Regions from separate parts of the Homo sapiens genome. Here region 2 is linked to region 1. The links are chromatin contacts, found by Hi-C in ENCODE. All regions are on one chromosome and are shown on one strand. The core of a region is the stretch at or near the end of the contact, and the rest is flanking DNA. Distances in the headings are between cores, read along the strand shown.

Region 1 (2,909 bases), core at 219-2,718:
TGTTAGCTCTTAGCTTCAGAAAGGATTCAGAAATTAGAGGAGTGATCAGGGGAGCCAGCTCTGAAGCTACAAATTGGAAGGCACTAAGAGATGAGTGGATGTGTAATACCATATTTGGGAGAAGGAGGATGGAGAGCTATATGTTTGGTTAAGGATGGGCTTGGACAAGGCTGCTATTCTTTCTTGCTTTTGGTCCACAAACTGGTGTCAAATCCTGGAAACTGTATAAAGATTTAGTATTTATTATTATTTAGTATTTATTATTATTTCAAAAACATTTCAACTCTGGTATGTCCAGGCAGCCTATCTCTGCATGGTAGAGGCCTGGGAACCAACCTATGGATTAAAAAAAAATGTGTACTTTTATAGTTTCTAGGAAAAAAGTTCAGATTATATCTTCCTAGGTAGATATTTTATAGAAATTTACATCCAAGTTTATACCACAGTAAATCTCTAAGGGACAGATTTCAAGGAAACCCCCTGAATAGTTGGATTACTGTTTTCTTGCAGCTAAAAATTTTTGATTATGTGCCCAAACCAAAACAAAAGATTGCATTTAGCTTCCTCGATGAGAATTTCTGAAACCAAATACAAATGAAACCACAGGAGGAAAGATAAGGACTCACAAGTTTATGAAACTTGCTAATGGGACTTTAACTCCCTCTTAGACTCACTCACTCAACTTTCTTATTCCATTTGATATATTTTATTTTACATTATTTTGAAAAACAAAATGAAACATTGGGGGATATGTTCCATTTTGAATATAGAACTATTTTGAGAATTGTAGGAAAATCATTGTATATTTAGAATTACACGTGTCCTACAAAATTGTCCTCATACATTTATTCATCCATTTAGCAAATCTTTTTTAATATCTGTCATGTTAGGTACTCTTCTGTACACCTGTGATACATCAATAAGCAAAGCTGACAAAATTCTTTGCCCTTATACTGCTTCTATTCTGGGAACAGGGGCTGTGAATAAACAAATAAAAAAAGCCTGTCATATTGTGGTCAGATTGTGGTCAGATTATGGTAAGTGGGCCAAGTGTGGAAGGAAGTCAGGGAGCATGCCTTGCAGATACCTGAGGGAGGAGCCTCTAAGGGGTAGTGAGATGGGGGTTTATCTGGCAAGGATGGGAGCAGCTTGCAGGCCATGCAGCATAGTGTGGTGTGGAGTGAGGGGACTGGAAGTAGGGCAGGGGCCCTAGGTCATTGTGAAGACCTTTACTTTCCATCTGAGTGGGATTGTTATGGACTGAATGTTTGTGCCCACCTCCCCAATTCATATGTTGAAGTTCAAATCCCCAATGTGATGGTATTTAGAGATAGGGCCCTTTAGAGGTAATTAGATTTAGAGGAGATCATGAAGATGGGACCTCCTTGATAGCGTGAGTGTTTTTATAAGAAGAGGAAGTGACTAGAGCTCTCTCTCCACTATTTGAGTTCACAGTGACAAGGGGGCCATCTATCTGCAAGCCAGGAAGCAGGTCTTCATCTGAAACCAAATTTGCCTGTACCTTGATCTTGGACTTCCCAGCCTCCGGAACTGTGAGAAATAAATATGTTGTGTAAGCCACCAGTCTAATGGTGTTTTGTTATGGCAGTCCGAGTAGATTATTAAGGATAGGAGGGCTTCAGCAAGTTCTGAAGAGAGGAGTGAGCTGATCTGACTTCTGGTTGAAGAGGATCACTCTGGCTGCTATGCTGCAAGAGGACTGCAAGGGCCAAAGCAGAGGCTGGAAGACCTGCTAGGAGACAGTTGGAGTAATCGGTGGCTTGAATTGAGGTAGCAGCAATGGAAATAGAACACAGTGGTCAGATGCAGGATGTGCTTTGAAAGTAGAGCTGAATGTACTGGTGGATTGGATATGAGTTATTATGGACAGAGAGAGGTCAAGGATAAATCCAGAGAAACTGTGAGGATAGAGTTGTCTCAGTGGAGGTGGACACAGCTGGGAGTGAGGTAGAATGTTGTGATGGGAAGATGAAAGGATTTGTTACCGGCACATTAATTTTAGAATACCTATTAGACTCCTGAGTTGGAGATGCCAAAGACGTCATTGGATGTGAGTCTGAAATCTGGTAGAGAGTTCAGGGTTGGGAATATAAAATCAGAAGTTGACAGCATGCAACAGGAATGTTATTTAAAATATTTGATAACCAGTATGACTTGAGAACCAACCAATCAAAGCAGATGCCTGCTTTAACCACAGGCATAGCTGTACAGCTCCTGTCAGCAGGCTATCAGTCCAATATGCACTTGCATTTGCTAAAACATATCCTTTCTACATTGGTCATTCTCAACCTTTACAGATAAACTACAAATTTTATCAATATACCATAAATGCAGATTACCCATTAAAACCAAAAAAGGCACCAACTAGAAAGCATAAGCAGGGAATATTTATTTTCTCCACTATTATATTTGTCCACTCCCTAATTCACATTATGCCCACTGTATTTTCTTGTAAGGGTTAAGTACAAGTATTTAACATACTAACATATTTGTGAAGGCCAGGGACTAGTTTGAAAGTACCAGCTTTCAAGTACAATGGACTTGTATTTGAGTCCTGGATACTCCATTGTACTGTTTTTGCAGAAATAAGCTCCTTTTCCTTCCTTTTTCTGAAAATAAGTCTGTAAAGCTGGAAATAAGACTACTTCACATTGTTATAAGGATTAGAAATTCTATATATAAAGGATCTATTACAGTGCCCATTAATTGCAGTACAATTTCCCACACAAATTGTAGGATTTTAGAGCTTGAAAAGACCTTAACTTGGCTTGTGTTCTTAATAATAACTGGTCAAATTATTATAATATATCACACAATATATGTTGGATTTAGGCTGTAAGCTACATTCAGAAATGCTTGGGCATAAATATGTGCACACTTGGACACCC
Region 2 (2,909 bases), core at 145-2,644, 440 kb before region 1:
TGGAGTTCCACTTGCCAGACTGCCACACAATTGCTGAATAACATCTACATGCAACATGAGTTACAATACAGGAGAGAGACCCTGAGCTTAGGGAACTCAAATCTTGTATTATGAACAATAAGCATGCCGGCCCTTTACTCCAAATGGAAATAATCTTTCTATCTCCCAAGGCTGTTCCTATACAAACATCTGTGTAAAGATAATTCAGAATAGTCAGTCAGTGCCTCTGCTCACAAGATGCTAAAAAACATGAGGCAACCTTATTGTGTCCCAACAAAATTCACTCCTCACTTTTACATCATCTTAACTTCTGGTGAATTTTTTCATGAGTACACCATTTCCCAATTCCATCAGCCACTTTGATTAATTTGACTCACAAAGCCTCAAACCAAATCCATTCCATTTGTCCCATGCAACATTTAATTAACACTGCTATCACAGGATGAGAGCAACTAGCAGTACTGACCTCAACCAGGCCCCTAGAGTTCTGGACTCAAATAGCTTCACAGATGTCACAAATGCTTAAGGTCTACCTTAGAAAGTGTTTTAGACTGCTAGGGCTGCCATAACAAAGTAACCACATATTAGGTTGGCTTCAACAAGAGGAATATATTTTTCTCACAGTTCTGGAGGCTGAAAGTTGAAGATCAAAGTGTCAGCAGGTTTTGTTTCTCCTGGGGCCTCACTTCTTTTCTCGAAGATGGCTGTTTTCTTACTGTATCTTCACATAGTCTTTCCTCTATGTTCATGAAGCCTTTGTGTTTCTTCTTCTTCTTATAAGGACACCAGTCATACAGGATCAGGACCACACACTAATAACATCATTTTAACTTAAGTTCAAGATCAAAGTGTCAAAATGGTTAGTTTCTTCTGAGAACTTTTCTCCTTAGCTTACAGATGGCTGTCTTCACATGGTCTTTCTTCTGCATGTGTTTGTGTCCTGATCTCCTTGATTTATACAGACCACAGTCATATTGCCTTAAGGTGCACCATAATGATCTTATTTAACCTCTTTAGAGACCTCATCTCCAAATACAGTTACATCCTGAGGTACTAGGGGTTAGGACTTCAACATATGGATTTTAGGGAAACATAATTCATCCCAAAATAGAAAATGAGGTGGCTTTCTGTTTAACTTTCTGTATTGGCCTTTCCACTTGGTGACTGTAGAGTCCACAATGGCATGTAAGGATAATTCTATCATCTGTAACAATCCTGGACAGTGAGAGGAGGCTAAACTGCATGGCTTCCAGGGCTTTAGCTAAAGTTAGGGACAAATTTCTCACAATGCTTTCCTAAATGAATGATTTGTATCACAGGGATGACTGCCAACAGGGGCCATGTAATTAATGACTCAGTGATTCATCCAGGAAGCTCCCCAGAGTAAGCAACAGCAGCTTCATATTGGAAAGAACTCCATGTCATCTGATAACTATGTGATCTACTGATGGTATTCCTTAAAATCTAGATAGTCTCAGATGACTGCCTCAGAGGAACAAGTAGCTGTGTTTTCAGGAGGGAAGCAAATGAATGCCTAGAATCCACACAAAATGTTCAGTCCCAGAGACACATATGGTGACTCTACAAAGAAAAGGTTGTTTGCAATAATTGAGCCCTCAGTTGGGGTAGCACATGTTAATGGTGCTTCCAAATTGTTCTCATATCCACATGATGGATCTTAGGGTTCCCAGTTCAGTTCAAAAACTGAGTTGAGTCCTTTGGTTTTGGAGACAGTGAGTGAGGGAAGTAAGTCCAAGCAGTTGTCTTGCCTTATACCATAGCTGGGTGGGATTTGTGTGCTCCATGGAACAAGCAGCAGCTCCAGGAGTGGAGCTGATACAGACATCTGGAGGTGGTGACGGATGTTTTGCATGGAAGATGCAGGAGCTTGGGCCATCCTCTGTTATTTCCAATAAATTTCTTAGTAATATTAAGGGGAATGATTGTCAAATTGTACTCAAAGCTGTCTAGCAGAGGACAGAAGATTCACCAGTATGCTAAATTTAATTGCAACAGTTTGGAAAAGCCACCCAAGTCATTTCTCATTCATGAGAAAGGCTATAGGGCTGATTCCAAAAGAAAAAAGATGATTAATATCCTTCCCTTTCCAGTATTTTCTGTGGTCTGAGTAATTTCTTTCCCATGCCAAAGTCATTGTTTTCCCTTCACTGCCACAAAATTGATGTGTCTCATTCCAGTAGCTATAACTTTACCTTTTTTAAAAAAAACATTTTTTAATCACACCTAGGCCTTTCATCTGTAAAGAGTCTGGTACAAGAAAGGCAACAGTATTTTTTTAAATTTTTTTTTTACTTTAATCAGTTTTATTCATACAAATGTTTACAGTTATAAGTTTAGAACAAGTCACTGATAAAATACAGATTGGATTGTTTTCAGTATTATGCTTTGGGTATATATTATCACAATTCTTTTTCTTATTTTTAATTTAATTTTAGATTTGGAGGTACATGTGCAGATTTGCTTTATGAGTATATTGCATGATGCTGAAGTTTTGGCTTCTAGTAATCCCATCAGCCTAGTAGTGAACAAAGCACCTGATAGGTAGTTTCTCAACTCTTATTTCCTTGTCCCCTTTCACCCTTTTAGAATAGCCAGTGTTTATTGTTTCCATCTTTGTCTCCATGAGAACCCAATGTTTAGCTCCCATTTATAAGTGAGAACATGTGGTATTTGATTTTCTGTTTTTGCATTAACTCACCTAGGATAATGACCTCCAGCTGCATCCATGTTGTTACAAAGGACAAGATTTCATTCATTTTTATGGCTGCATAGTATTCCATGGGGCATATGTACCATATTTTCTTTATCCAGTCCACTGTTGATGGGCACCTGGGTTAATTCTGTCTTTGCTGTTATAAATAGTGCTGTCATAAACATACAAGTGCAGA

Evidence for each region. A loop is a pair of places that touch in the nucleus more often than their neighbours do. Pooled maps may share reads with other maps.
Region 2: a loop to region 1 is called in a map of naive thymus-derived CD4-positive, alpha-beta T cell, with 2.9 times the contacts of the local background. The contact joins two enhancer-like sites. A Hi-C loop is called at or near these places in 7 of 168 maps with a recorded cell type or tissue (CD4-positive, alpha-beta memory T cell, CD8-positive, alpha-beta T cell, GM12878 and 2 more), 4 of 37 single-sample maps with no recorded cell type and 15 of 50 pooled maps.

Annotation. Positions count from the first base shown.
Region 1 is chr4:113,635,215-113,638,123 of GRCh38, reverse strand. The region is part of intron 3 of CAMK2D (calcium/calmodulin dependent protein kinase II delta); the gene reads left to right. Among named protein-coding and RNA genes, the nearest start is that of CAMK2D, 130 kb to the left of the region's middle. Within about 2 kb of position 1,468, at least 8 of the 41 ENCODE cell types and tissues checked have a DNase peak (open chromatin) inside an H3K27ac peak, as active enhancers do.
Region 2 is chr4:114,076,281-114,079,189 of GRCh38, reverse strand. No RefSeq gene overlaps it. Among named protein-coding and RNA genes, the nearest start is that of ARSJ, 98 kb to the right of the region's middle. Within about 2 kb of position 1,394, at least 2 of the 41 ENCODE cell types and tissues checked have a DNase peak (open chromatin) inside an H3K27ac peak, as active enhancers do.